Regions from separate parts of the Mus musculus genome. Here region 1 is linked to region 2. The links are chromatin contacts, found by Hi-C or POLR2A ChIA-PET in ENCODE. All regions are on one chromosome and are shown on one strand. Each heading gives the region's core, a stretch centred on a gene start or an enhancer-like site at or near the end of the contact. The rest is flanking DNA. Distances are from core to core; before and after follow the strand shown. Region 1 holds the start of Gprin2 (G protein regulated inducer of neurite outgrowth 2). Region 2 holds the start of Zfp488 (zinc finger protein 488).

Region 1 (7,208 bases), core at 4,603-7,102, 220 kb before region 2:
CCAGATGTCTAGCCTGCCTCACACATATATCTAGAAACTGCTTTGTCTTAGTATTTCTATTGATGTGATGAAACACATGAGCAAAATCAACTTGGGTAAGAAAGGCTTTATTCAGCCTATAGTTCCACATCAAAGTCCATCACTGAGGGAAGTCAGGACGGGAACTCAAACAGGACAGAAAACTGGAGGCAGGAACTGATGCAGAGGCCAGGGAGGAGTGCTTCTTACTGGCCTGTCTTGGTCAATCAAATAATGGCTGATATGGGGTAAAGGTCATATAGCATTTTTATAGAAGCCAGGACTTGTCAGGGGTGGTTCTGTTGCTCTGATTGGGAATCTGCGTGGAAATGCTGAAGGTCCTGTTCCCCAACTGGTTCTTCATCAATCAATAAAGATGCTAGTGGCCAATAGCTGGAAGGAAGAGGCGGAACTTCTAGGTTCCCGAAGGAAGGCTAGCAGACACAAGAGGAGGAAAGAGGATTGTCCATGTTTTGAGGAGAGAGAGCTACCAGCCATGTGAGATTGCGGGTGGAGTGGCCATTGGCCACTTCCCTGACTGGGCCCCAGGTAGCAGGCGAGAGATTAGAAAAGTAACTAAGTTGAGGGCAGATTTAGAGGTGCAGAGCTGGGAGTGAAAGGAAGGGCACATTAGCCGAGGAAGGCTTAAAAGAGTCCAACCATTGAGCTAAAAGCACATTAAAAATAAGCTAATGTGTATGTCTTTCATCCATGGATCCAAGGGAACTTGGGTGGGGCTGGTAGCACGGTCCACCTGGAGCTTAAAGTGAGCTAGTAGAAACTACACACTACACAGGACCACCTGTCCACAGGTGACACTTCTGACAACGGCCTGGGACTTCCTACATTAATCATCAGTCAAACAAATGCTCGACAGGCTTGCCCACAGGCCAGTCTGGTTGGGATATTTTCTCATTTGGGGTTCTTTCTTCCCAATGACTCCGTGTCAAAATGACATAAAAGTAGCCAGCACAAGGTTTGTGCCTCTTCCAGGTATACATTCTGCATTTATTAGTATACAGGCTTTCCTTCTGGAAGACAGTCCCCATTCCAAATAACGGCTGATATGGGGCAAAGGTCAACTTCTCTTTCATGTAAAATCTGGTCACGAGTAGTCTAGAACTGATAAGCCACCCCTTTGTTGGGGCATAGGCTCTGACATCTCTAGGGTCTTGCTTTCATTGGAATGGAGTAAACAACCTTCATATCACGTTTCCATTGTGCTTGTGGGAGAGGGGAGGTATAAGCCTATTGCTTCTGAAGAGCATAAGCAAGGAGCTGCTATATAGGTTTTGCTCACCTCTCGTGGGGCAGAACACATGCCTGTAGTTTGTTTCATGGTACTTGGGATGTAGTTAGTGTTCTGGACAGTGCTCTTGACTAGAGGATTTCCCACAGGTGGGAAGAGAGTAGACTAGGGTTGATCTGCAGTGTCTGTCCTGGGGAGCCGGAGAGCATGCCATTAGAGGCCATCCTCTGTGTGCCCTGGACCTCTGTTTCCTTCCATTACTGTGACCCAGTTGTTCTTTTGTGCATCTGCCATCAGTCTCCCTGAACACCTACCTCATAATGCTGGCCTTGGGGCGAAGACATCTAGAAATCAGTCTAGTCTGTATTTCAGGCTCACAATCTGGGACTTCTAACTATTTGGAATTCAGGAAAATGTAGAGTTGAACTAAGGTGGAATTCTTGGATAAACTATCATCCACCCATCCACACATCCACCTACCCACCCATCTATACACCTGTCCATCCATCCATCCATCTATCCATCCATCCATCCATCCATCCACCCACCCACCCACCCATCCATCTGTCTGCTCATCACCTATTGCATACCTGGGGAGTCACTGTCTTTTTATTCATAGAGTTAACGGCTATAGGAGTCTCTTGCATTGTGGGGATATTTTTGTTAGAAAAACAGATACAATTTGACATAGCTGAAGCTTTCTCCTCCTCAGCCATCAGCACATTGCTACATTCCAACTCAGCATCTCTTCTAAAACTACAGAGGATGCCATGCGCTGCTCCACCCTGCAGATGAAGAACTCCTTCATCTGCCCCAGGCTTGTCAAACAGGCTCAGGAAGATATTAGTATCTGAGCGTTTTAGATACCAAGATTTTTAGGTCAGGGTTACCAGGAGGAAAGAGATTGAAGCCCTTGCTATTGTCATAATATTTCTTCTTGCTGCTGTTACATTAAAAACGATACATGCCCCTTCTCCTCTTTAGCTCACCTTGGATCTCAGCTCTTTGAAGACTTCACACAGCAGTTCTATCTTCTGCTTTCCTGTACTCTTTCTCTCTATGTGGGTCTACTCCCTTGAAGTTGAGCATGCTCAATTCAGCACATGCATACTACCCTGTCTGTTTTTGGCCACCCTGTCTCCATTCCTCCTTTGAGGTAAAGAATGGTGTGTGTGTGTGTGTGTGTGTGTGTTCTCAATGGGTCAATGGGGATCCCGGAGAGGCATTCTTACAGAGGAGCAATGATAGTTAGTGTTAATTGTTAATGTGACAGAATCTAGAACCACCTGGGTTGATATGAGTCTCTGGAAATACCTATGAGAGATTATCTTGATCAAGTTCATTGATGTGAGAAGATCAGTCTTAATTATGGATGGGACAATTCCCTGGGCAGAGGAGCCCTGTCTGAATGAACTGGAGAAAGTGAGCTGAGTATTAGCACAAGCCTGTTGCTCTCTGCTTCCAGGCTGGGAACACACTGCCTCAAGCTCCCAGGGCCTTGACTTCACTGCCCCAGTGGACTATGTCCTAGAACTGTGAGCTAGAATAAACCACTTCTCTTCCAAGTTGCTTTCATCAGAGTATTTTATCACGGAAACAGGAAAAGAAACGAAGACAGGCGCCATGTGCTTCCTACCAAGGCAGTAGCAGTGTGTGACATCAAGGAGTGTTGTGTCGCCTGGCTCCTGCCTTGCAGAGGCAAGCCAGTTTTTCAGTGTCAGCTTCCATTGGTGCTCCATGCAGTCTCCTGCACACTGACCTTTTGCTTAGCTTAAGCAGAATTAACGAGGCAAGATATGGCATATTAAAAAACCAATCAAAGGGAACAAAACCAACTAAAATAAAAACAGCTTTCTTGACCCCCATCTTTCTTTCCAGTGATATCTATCTTCTCCCCTTTGTGGCCATGCTTCAGTTGACTAGGTACATACCTTGTCAGTGTCTCCTCTCCAAACCATTCCTCTGCCCACCCCGGAGTGTCTGTCTCCAGCACTTCTCTGAAGAATATACTCTAGCTGCCCCCGGTCACTTTTCTTCTATGCTGTCTAGTTTCCAGTCCTTGCCACTTGGTTTCTTGTAGCTGGGCCCCTAAGCCCTCCTCTCACTCATCTCTTCTCTGAAGATCAGACCCCTGAGTCCCCTGTGTGTCTGTGATGCTCACACCTCCCAAGAAACTCCTGCTACTCTTCTGAGTGATGCCAATGTGCTTACCATGCCCACTATGAGCTTCTGACAACATCCCATGACTGCTCCTCTCAGCAAATAGCACGTGGGCCATATGATATCAAGCCAGATATACCTCTCCTTACCATAGTGCTCTGCAAAGTCCAATTTGTTCCTTACTCCTAACAGCCATAGCTTGTACCTTTAGAGTCTAGCACGGGGGAGAGTGGTGGGGGATGGTGGGATGGTGGTGGTTGGCAAACAAGTGATCATGTGATCACCAGAGTGACAGTGGCAAGAATACTGCACAGAACCCTTTCACAACTGTGACCTCCCCACAGCCCAGAAGATAGGGAGGTAATTACCATTGATTATCAGATGAAGAAACCGATTCCCAGAGAGATGAAAAGTCCTGCCTGGGTGTGGGATCACAGGGTAAATGAGTATGTTGGAAGTTAGATAGGAATTGTTATCTAAGTTCCTCCTATCCCAGGCTCTCCCTGAGTCACTACTATAGCCAGGAGAGCCTCTTGCCAAGTCATAGGACCAGTTTGCCAAGAGGTCATAGCCAAGTGCTGTTCAGAGGTCCTGGTGCCATGGTCCCGTCAGATCACGCCTGTGTGTATCCAGTAGGGCAGACATCCATTGACATCTAATCCTGAGTAGGCTTCCTTGGCACATACATGGCAAAGTTCTGTTCAGGATGCCCTGGAAGCTAGGAGCTATGGGCTTGGGCTCTGAGTCTCCTCTCAGTGTAGTCACATTTACCTCATCCCTTCTTGGGATGTAAGTGACTTCTGTGGGAAGGGACTATGAGGATGAGAAGAGTGGCAATTTCTGGGAGGGACAGGAGTTGGTTAGTGTCCCTGGTGCAGAAATCTTCTATAGACTCTTTGGACAGGATCCTTCAGGCCGGCTGTGAGTAGCAAGGAAGCAAGAACCCTCGGCCCCTACTTGTATACCCAGTAAGCGCTGCAGCGAGCTGCACCGTGGCTGGTTAGACCCAACTAGTGTAGCTCGGGCTCCATCTTAAAGCCTGGACACCTGTGGCTGTAGAAGCAGAGCTTCCACAGGCCTGTGCAGCCCTGTCAGGGTGCTTAGCTCTTCCAGGATGGCTGTTTTCCCAAACTGGAGAGAATGCTTTGAGGACCTGCTGGGAAGGGGTGACTGGAGGAAATCTAGGACTTTCTGAGAAGATAGTGAAGCCATCCATAACTAGGAGAGAGACAAAGATGGTGTTGGTTCCCCATAACTGCATGGGAAGAGTGTAAACAACCCTAGGCAAGTTGGGGCTCCAGGGCTGCTGTCAACAAAGGAGTGTGACACTGGGACTTAGTTCTCTGAGATGGGGACTCAGAAGAAGCCCAGTCTCCTCTTACCCTGTGGCCCTGGGTACCTGGGGACTCCTTGATGGTGGACTGGGTCTGGTCAGATCTAGGTGGGGTAGCTTCCTGTCCTGTGTGTCTGGGGATGCTGGAGCAAAGCTAATAGGGATCCTAGACTTTCCATGGGATCAGGCAACCCAGAATCGGTAGAGCTTTTAGGAAGGGACACAGTGGGATCTAGGGAGGAAATATCAGAACTGCAGGGAATTACAGGAAAATAGTTGAGGCTCCAGTGAGGTCTCTCCCCACTGGGAGTCACTGTGCATGTCAGCTCTTTGCATCCCTGAGGTAGGCTGCGAAACCATCCTAGCGTGGGATTGGGTCAGAGGGCAAGGGTGGAAATGGTCCTGGAAGTGGATAGACTGACAGGTTATCAAGAATGTAGACCTTGAAGGACATGGCTGAGGGTGTGACTTTGGGACTATGAAGCTGGGCAGGTACTCCTTAAGGACCACACTGCAATTGTAAACCTCAAGAACTGGATCAAGCTTGGATTTCTCCCTGAGGTGAGTCTAGAGCTGAGAGCATGCTGTTGGATCCAGCAGGCCTGAAGACTCCCTAACAGGCAAGGCCTCTAGAGAGCAAGACCTGGGGAAAGGTCTCAAGAGGTGGGTGGGAGGCCCAAGAATTGTGAGAGGTGGGGCAGGAAGATAAAGGACATGGGGGGGGGGCGGGGCCACAGGGAATGTCAATGGATTCTGGTGTCAGAGCAAGGGATTGAAAATCTCTAAGGATGTGAATTTGGGACCTGGAGGATTTGCCGGAGCTAGCCACGCAAGGCAAGGTGGGGCACGGAGGGACTGGGGCAGGACGATGGCGCCCTTTAGGGGTGGGAGATTGGAACACAGCGGCCGGCTCTGTCGGGAAGGTTGCACAAAATGGATGAGCCCAGTGAGAAAACAGCCTTGCTGGGGGGGGGGGGGGCGGGGGGGAAGGGTCAGGAAGGGGGGATGGGCAGTCTTGGGGGCGGAGCCTAAGGGAATGACATGGGCGGAGCCGAGGCAGGGGGCGGGGCCGGGACGCTGAGCCGTGAAGAGGCGGGGCGCGCCTAGGTGAGTGAGTCGCCCCCCTCAAACCCCCAGCACCCCTGCTCCGGGTACCGGTGACAGCTTCCCCTTCTGGCCCTTGGCAGCGCAGGCTCCGCGGCCGGCTGCACCACGGCGGGGCTAGACCCAGTGCGGCTCCATCTTGGCGACGGGCACCTGTGGCGGCCGCAGGAGCAGCGCTTCCGCCGGCCTTTGCGGCCCTGGAGGCGACAGGGTGAGAGGCTGGCTCAACACGAGCCGTGGTGGGTGCTGGGGTGGTGTGGGCGGCGCCCCCCTTCCTGAACCCCCGAACCCCTTCCTCACCGCTGTCTGCGCCGCATTCCTCCGCACGGTTGCCTCCCCCTTGCCCTCTCCGGTTCTCTTTTCCACGTTCCCTTTGCCCAGTCTCCGGGTTTTGTTTTTGTTTTTCCTCTGCCCCGGACCGGAGCCCATCGGCCTCCACCCCGCCTTCCTTTGCTTCTTCCCTCCCGGGTTCTCCTCTCTTCCATCCGCATCCCCCACCCTGTCCTCTGTTGCCAGCGCCCCGCCCTCTTCTGCTCAGGAGCATCCCTACCAGCGAGCTCACTGCCCCATATCCTTTGAGTCTTTGTCCTGGAAAGGTCTGTAGCCTAGATCCGAGACTTGGGTTGTGTACTTCTCCCTAAGACCACTGTGGGCTTTGCTCTGGAGATTCGGGGAAGGGAGCCCTGGCCAGGGAGGCTGCGTGGTGTGTGGTGCGTTCAGGCCTTTGACCGCAGCAGGGGCGGCCTGTGTTTGGCATGCGGAGTGCTGCTGTGAATGAACGTTCTTTCCTGCAGGTTCACACTGTAAACCCGCCTGTGCCATGGCCACAGTGAGGCGTGTGTCCATGCTGGGGCACTGTGCTGGGGAGTGCAGGTACAATCTTAGTGGCCTCCTGCAGTTGCAGTTGACCCTGAGACACATTCAGCCCACTGTTAGCACCTGAGTGAGCAAACCCTCACAGGTTTCAGGCCCTGGGACTCTTAGGCGTTCTGGGACTCTTAGGGGTTTCTCTATGGTGAGCAGGGTGGCGTCTTGGAGCTTGTTTTCTCATGCATACCCCTTTCCTGGCATTTCTCTGCCTTTAGGTTCTATGCCATCTCGATAAGGTTAGAGGCTACGAGGGACTGATTTTATTCTTGGAGCTGCCCCACCCACCTTAAGGGATGTCTCTTGCTGCGTTCTCCATTCGGCTTGTGTTCCTGTTAGGCCGTTTATTTGCACGCTGGCATGATCAAACCACTAGTTGTAGGTGGCCACACCCCTCTCTACAAGGGATTTGAGGTATCTGTAGGGGCTATCCCTACCTGGGCCTTTCAACTTCCTTATGTTAACTCTGTGAGCAGT
Region 2 (7,441 bases), core at 4,032-6,531:
CAGCAATTGCATTTCCCTTAACCATAGGTCCAGGTAATGATGTATGTGCTCTAATATGTTGAATATAAAAGGGATGCTCACGCATCAGAATACAATTTTGTATTTTCATCAAAATTTCAGATACAGGACTGGACTGTTTAAAATTTCCGGCAGTCTCTAATGCTAGAACCGCATTAACTACATAAACAGAATCAGAGATAATATTTATGGGCATAGGAAATCTTTTAAAGACTTCTAAAACCACCAAACATTCTACCAATTGAGGGGCTCCTGGTGTAAATTGCAACCTTACAGCCTTTTCATTGATTACATAACTTCCAACTCCTGTTTTGGATCCATCTGTATAAATATCAATGGCTCCCTTTATAGGGGTATTAGCCGTTACCTTTGGAAATATTACTGGATGCAATAACATAAAATGTAATAACGGATGTTTAGGATAATGATTATCAATTAAACCAGAATAACTGCATCTAAGAATGGCCCATTCATCTATAGTAGCACACAATATTTGCATTTGTGCGACAGTATACGGGACAATTATGCTATCAGGCATTTTTCCAAAGTGAGTGATTGAAGTTTTTATCCCTTTGTGGGCCATATTTGCTACCATGGTGGGATAATGCTCTATAGTTTTATTAGGGGATATATGTGGATGTATCCATACTAAAGGACCATTTTGCCATAACACAGCAGTTGGCAGATTGATGGTGCGTAATATGCATAGGCACAAAGGTTCTTGCTCATTTATACGAGTTAACTGTGCTGTTTGGATCGCCTTTTCCACTTTCCTAAGAACATCAGAAGCCTCAGGTGTTAATTGTCTCAATGAGGTAATATGTGAGTCTCCTTCTAAAATTTGAAATAAAGGTTTTAATTCCGAAGTAGGGATCCTTAAATAAGGTCTAATCCAATTTATATCTCCTAATAATTTTTGAAAATCATTTAGTGTCTTTAGATGGTCTTTTCTAATACTAATCTTTTGTGGGGTGACACATCGTAAAGTAATAGTGGCTCCTAGAAAATGACTAACATTAGACTGCTGTACCTTTTCTGGTGCAATACTCAAACCATTATTTTTTAAAGTTTCATTAAGCAAGCCATAAGCTTGCTGTATACTTTCTTCTTCAGGTCCACAAATTACAATGTCGTCCATATAGTGACAAATTTTTAAGGAGGGGAAACCATCCCTAACCGGTTGTAAAGCTTTTCCTACATATAACTGACATATGGTAGGGCTATTTGCCATTCCTTGGGGTAATACCCGCCATTGGTACCTTTTATCAGGTTCCATATGATTAATAGAAGGCAAGGTGAATGCAAATCTAGGTTTATCTTTCTTATTTAATGGAATTGAAAAGAAACAATCCTTAATATCTACTACTATAATTCTCCAATCCTTAGGTAGAGCTGAGAGTAGGGGGAGCCCTCTTTGTACAGGACCCATAACTTGCATTTGTGCATTAATGGCTCTTAGGTCATGTAACAATCTCCATTTACCTGACTTTTTCTTTACAACAAAAATGGGGGTATTCCAGGGTGATTGAGTGGGCTCCACATGTCCCAGATCTAATTGTTCTTGTACTAATTCTTTAGCTGCTTTTAACTTCTCAGAGGGTAAAGGCCATTGAGGCACCTACACCGTGTCCTCCGTATGCTACGGGATGGGCAAAGGCTCTTCAGTGGCCCCTAGAAAAAACCCAGCCCTTTCTTGTCTGCCTTTACAGTGGCTTTAACTGGTGAAATTCTACCTTGCAAATTTTTTCCAAGACCTAGTCCAGGTATATATCCCATTCCTTTCATCATTTCCTTGCTTTTCTGAGAGTAATCATTAGTCAATACAAAGTTCATAGCTGATAACACGTCTCTCCCCCATAAGTTTACAGGTAAAGGGAGTACATAAGGTTGAAAAAGCCCTGTCCTTCCTTCTTTATCTTTCCATTGTAAGGATTTTGCACTTATAGTTGGGGTAGCCTCATATCCTAATCCTTGTAAGCTATGTGATGATTGATTAATAGGCCAAGAAGCAGGCCACCACTTACTAGATATAATGCTTTTATCTGCTCCTGTATCCATTATACCTTGAAAGGTTTTTCCTTCTATTTGTAAAGATATGTACTTTATTTTCAAACATACTCTTTCTACCCTTTGTACATTGCTTTTGCATATTACCTGTTTTCTTATGTTGTTTAGAATAACTCCAACCTTGGGTTTCCAATTTTAAGCTAACTTTCTGTTACAAGCAAAAGGCTGCCTGCCCCTTTAAAAGCTCCATTTGCAATCAGCCTTCAGCAGGGCTTTTTCAGCTGTACTTGACTCCCAGCCACTGTGCAGCTAACTTGTCAATTTTTGCTGTGCAGACTGAGACTGCTTTTTTATTTTTCATCATGAAACACAGGACAACAATCATTCAATCATCCAAGCAAAAACAAACACGAGTTGACAGACATATAGACAATTTGGTGCACCAAAAAACAGAAAATAGAACACAGATATCCTATTCGAAGCTAAAAATATTTCCATAGGAGCCAGAGAGGAAGCAGGACGTCTCCCGTTTTCTGTCTGTCCCTAGGAGGGCTCTGAAATAGCTTATTTTCATTTTTTCTCCTTCTTCTAGGAATTCTGCACAGTGGCTGCTTCTAATAGTTACTCCTCTTTCCCTGAGAGCTATCTTTAAGCCTTTGATGAAGGCTGCCTCTTTAGTCAAAGTCCTCGAGAGGAGGGTAAATTGACTTAATTTTTTGCTCTTCATTTTTTATATTATCCTTTATATCTTTATATTATCCTTTGTATCTTTATATTTTATATTATCCTTTGTATCTTTATATTTTAGCTTCCTTTCTTTTTCTCTTTTTATATTTCTTAAGTTACTTATTTTTCTGCGCGCGTCTTCTTTTTTCTTTCTCTCTGTTTCTGATATGCCTTCCTGGTACTCCTACAAAGTCGCTGCCCTTCCTTAACAGCTGGTCCCACACAAACCCAGCAACAACTACCAGACCCACTGCGTAAGAAAGCATACCTCTCAGAGACTTACCTTAATTTCTTTATACTTACTGGTACCACCGTTCCTCAGCTGGAGTTCTGAATCCACGCAGTTGAATCCTTCTCAGCAGTCTGTTTTGCAGGAACCTTTATTAACACCGCTCCCCAGCTGAAGAGTTCTGAATCCACGCCGGATCCTTCTCAGCAGTCTGTTTTACGGGAACCTTTATTAACCGCTCCTTCCCCGCGATGCAGTTCTGAATCCTCCCTGTAGCAGGGGGTCTTCGCTCGTGCCTGAAGATGTTTCTTGTCCCGGGTTTTCGGCACCACTTCTTGCGCGCGCTCGACTCGACCAGCAAGAACGACGCTGCAACAGGATCCTTCTGCACACGTTTATTGGGAGAGCTTGATTGCAGAGGCGAAAAGACTTTTTGCCCAGAGCTGGTGCTGCTTTTATAGGCCTAGGAGAGGCGTGTCTCATACCCTGATTGGTTATGCACTAAGCCTCATTTGCATGTTCCTCATCTGATTGGCTACTCTCTCTCAGTACCTCACTGAGCCTCATTATCATACCTCATTTGCATGTCTCACATCCGATTGGTTATACTCTCAGTACCTTACAGAACCTCATTATCATGCCTGGGCCAGGCAGTGTTTTTGCAAAAAACTTTACTGCATATGTACACATTGGTTGTTTGTCCAATCTTATGCATGGTGGCCAGCAGTAGTCAGTGCCACTCAGCAATGGCACATGTGGCTTCCCACACTTGGAGCTCACAGCCATTCTCTGGAAGATTTGGCCCAATAACACTGTCAGTTCCAAAGGCTTGTAATCCACCTCCAACCTGTGCTAGCCATCAATGAGTCAAGACCTGTTCAGGCCTCTCAGATGTCTGACCAAGCTAAGCAAAGGGTGGAATTCTCTTGTAGAGCACAGATTGTTGGTCTGGCTTGAGAGCTCAAGCCTAGAACCATCGCTTCCAAGGAGAAGGATAAGACACAGTGAACCAAGCATACCAGAAGAAGCCAGACCTGAGAGCCCAGGATGTTTTGAGGATGCTGGTGGAGGTGCTTGAAGGCCAGCCAGGACTTTCTTAACCTTCTGCTGGTTGTGCCTCTGCAGTGGCAGGAGGAATCCAGGCCCCTCTTTCAGATCTAGTCCTCATTCTCTCCCTTGACAGTCAGGAAGGGCCCAAGGGTCAACACAGCCTATCCAGGTCTGCACCAAGACAGATTGTACTCCTGATGAGAGAGACCACAACCATGGTGCCTCTTCACAACACTAGAACACTGACTAAGACACATGATTCCAAGGGATATCCAGGTCCAGCATTACCCACCGCCCATTCACTTTGGTAAGGGATCCCCAACCTGGGTAAAGGCTCCGAAGAGTCCTCTGTTTACCTCCGTGCATACTCAGAATCCCTTTTGACCTGGGAACAATTGTGTAAGTGAATGACTGAGAGAAGGAACTGGGGACTTGGGTGGGTTTTCCTTTGCCAACCATGTCAAGCTGTTTAGCAACCCAGGTTTAAACATCAGGACCCACAAAGGAGTCCTGCAACCACACCAAGCACCACCCCGATCCTCATCCCCGAAACTCACAACAGTGGAAACTCCTGGTCCTGCAGGACATGGCCTTATGGATATCCATTCTCAGCCACCTGATTCAAAGGGACCCTTCCTGCCTCATTTCACCCTTTCTTTCAGGAAAGTTACCTAAAAGACCCTTGGAGATTGTTGGCAGCCCAGGGCCTCTCTGCCACCCACGACTTGGAAAGGTGGGGAGACTTGGAAAGGTGGGGAGACTTGGAAAGGTGGGGAGACAATGGGTGCTTCAGTGAAGGCCAAGAGCCGCTGCGCAGGCGGCTATTCTAGCGGTTAGAGGAAAATGAGTTGAGAGCAGACAGGGGTTCTTGGCCATTTCAAGCAGGAACTTCTCGTGTGCCACCAAGCCTTCATCGCTGCTCTCACTTTGGCCGGGAGGGTTCAAGACCCTAGAGGTTGGAGTGCACTGTGCAACCGCTTAGAGGTGACAGAATCGCCTCTAAACACAGCAGTACTGACTGAGACTGGAGCTCCTGGCTGTCTGTCAAGCTCCGAAGCCAGAGTCGAGGAGGGAGGGGGTCTGCGGAGTGAGCTCTGATTTCTGCAAAGTTGCTACAGTCTATGGTCTCTGGTGCCTCCGCCCGGAGGAGCCAGGGGTGAGGACCCTCTACGGGCTTGAAGGTCCCGCCCTCGAGGCGGGGCCTGGAATCCCGCGGGCTCCGCAGCCAAGTTCAACAACACGCACGCTGAAGGACCCGCAGCTGGTACACTCAACCTGCCTTGCTGATGCTGCGAGAGAGCCCAGGTGAGATGCGCCCCGCGGTCCTACGGGACAGACTCACCGGACAGACTCACCGGGAGAGGACAGCAGAATGCCTCTCCTTCCCTTGGCCTCTTCCCGGGAAAGAATTCTGAAGTCCCGCTGTAGCTGTAGCGTTGCAGGGCCGGATTTCCCTCCCCTCTGTCTCCAGCTCCTATATCTTTTCTCCAGTTCACTATCTGGGACTCATCTTCTGTCTTTTTCATCTTGTCTCTTCCTCTGTCTCTCTCCCTCACCTTTTATTTCCTTGTAGGTTTAATTTTTATGGGCGACTCCTTGCAGTCCTGCTTTCTTTCCTTAAGGAAAAATCTTCCCTTTTCCTTCCTGTTGTGCCCCCTCTCACACCGCACACAATTCTGTTTTTTTTTTCTTCCTCCTAGGCTGTGTGTGTGCTGTATTTCTTGATTTCATATCTCCATGCATGCATCCTATTATTCTCTATTATTCTCAACAGGGTTTGTGCTGACTAGTAAGAACCACAACCCAATCTCAGATGTGTTCTCCAGTAGATATTCACAAACATCTGGAAATGTAACGCAATGCCTGTTATGGGAAAAGCCATAAACGATCAAACTGTGTATCTCTGAGTTTTCGGGGTTAGCAGAAAGAAAACGCCTGGTTTTGATAGGATAGTGTGTTCCTTTCTTGACATCATTTTCTCCCCTAATAGGCACAGACAGCACACCAGGAGAGCCGGTCCTTGCAGCAGCATTTAGGGGACAGCTCCAACCATGCGTGCCTTCCGGGCAAGCTGTGCCTGTCAGGTTCTGGGGCGTAGAGGGGGTGGTGTTCAGGGCTGGGTTGTAGGAAGACAATGGGAGCCCAGGACTGTGTATGTTTTTGTCTATTATGTAGAAGGATAATTGTGAAAATATTTCATGTCACTCTCAAAGATTACCTTAGATACATTTTTAAAAGGAGAAGAAATCTAGGAAAGCCAGTCTGCTTAAATTGCCAGGGAGCCAAGTCAACATGTAGACAGGAGCAATTTTTGATGCTTTGTTAAATATTTAGTCTTGGCAAAGATACAATTCCATGTTTAATGATATTTATGATATGTCTTTATGTTCAAAAGAACATACAAAGCATACACCAGATTGCTTGTTTTCAAGGGTGTTAATTACCAATTCAAGTTTGCAGCCTTGACTTTTTAGAAACAGTTTAAATTGACCTTGTAGTTTATTGTGTCATTTTATGAGAATTCAGCCAGTTTAACTTTTTATTGATGCAGAAAAGGAAGCTTGGCCTTAAGCAAGCCACACAAAACTGATGAGCAGAAGTGGAATTAGGTCGGTGAGGGTTGTGGTGTGGTCAGTAGAAGAGCTTTTGATGCTATACTGAAGGATTATCGATAATTGATAAGCATGTACTGGAAGCTTTGACTTGGGAGTCCGTGTTCTGCATTGGAGAGTTCAATTGTCTTGTAAGTCATCCAACCACTGACTCTGGGGAGTCAGAACTGGGAGTGGAGATGGCAAGGGGGGCACTTTTCAGCTGATTTGGAATGACATGTTAGCTTTTTTTTTTTTTTTAGCAGATTTCTTTTTCAGAAATCCAGGACTTAGCAAAGTATATTTAAAACAGATAAGCCATTAAAAAGGATACAAAGAAAAGTCTTGATTTTCAATGTTTTAAATTTCATTTTCCTTCATTATGTAGTGTGTGTGTCTGCATAAAAGTGTCACTGCCATTCTCTTTTTAGACGGTGTTACTATTTGAATATAAAAGGCTCTTGTTGAACAGCCTGGTAGATAAGCCGTGTATTTTATCCTGTGACTGTAACCCTGGCTAGGGTAGGGCATCTGCTTTTTCTTTCTAACAGTACCAGGAACAAGAGTTTCCTTTATTGAGATCTTACACAGACCCCTGTTTAGTCCAGTTAGAAACATCCTTAAGTGAAGATCACTATTCCAGTTTTATTTATGAGGGAATTAACATCCTGAATGCTTGTCCTGGGTCATGCATGTAGTGAGTGGCTAGGCTGAGACTGCAACTCAAACTATATCTTGGAATCTGAACCCTTGGAGCTAAGTCAATCTCACACATTCTAGCTGAAGCATCACTCCAGATTGCACGACTTGTTGGCCAGTT

The links. Hi-C counts contacts between places; a loop is a spot of excess contacts on that map. ChIA-PET counts read pairs that join two places held with the same protein, here RNA polymerase II (POLR2A).
Region 1: a loop to region 2 is called in a map of left cerebral cortex, with 1.8 times the contacts of the local background. The contact joins the promoter of Gprin2 here to the promoter of Zfp488 in region 2. A Hi-C loop is called at or near these places in 1 of 37 maps with a recorded cell type or tissue (left cerebral cortex). POLR2A ChIA-PET finds 5 or more read pairs at or near these places in 1 of 5 experiments (embryonic stem cell).

What each region holds. Positions count from the first base shown.
Region 1 is chr14:34,200,277-34,207,484 of GRCm38, reverse strand. Gprin2 (G protein regulated inducer of neurite outgrowth 2) reads left to right here and starts at 5,852. Exons shown (of 2, transcript NM_183209.2): 1 at 5,852-6,075.
Region 2 is chr14:33,976,604-33,984,044 of GRCm38, reverse strand. It overlaps Zfp488 (zinc finger protein 488), which reads left to right and starts at 5,281. Exons shown (of 2, transcript NM_001013777.2): 1 at 5,281-5,335.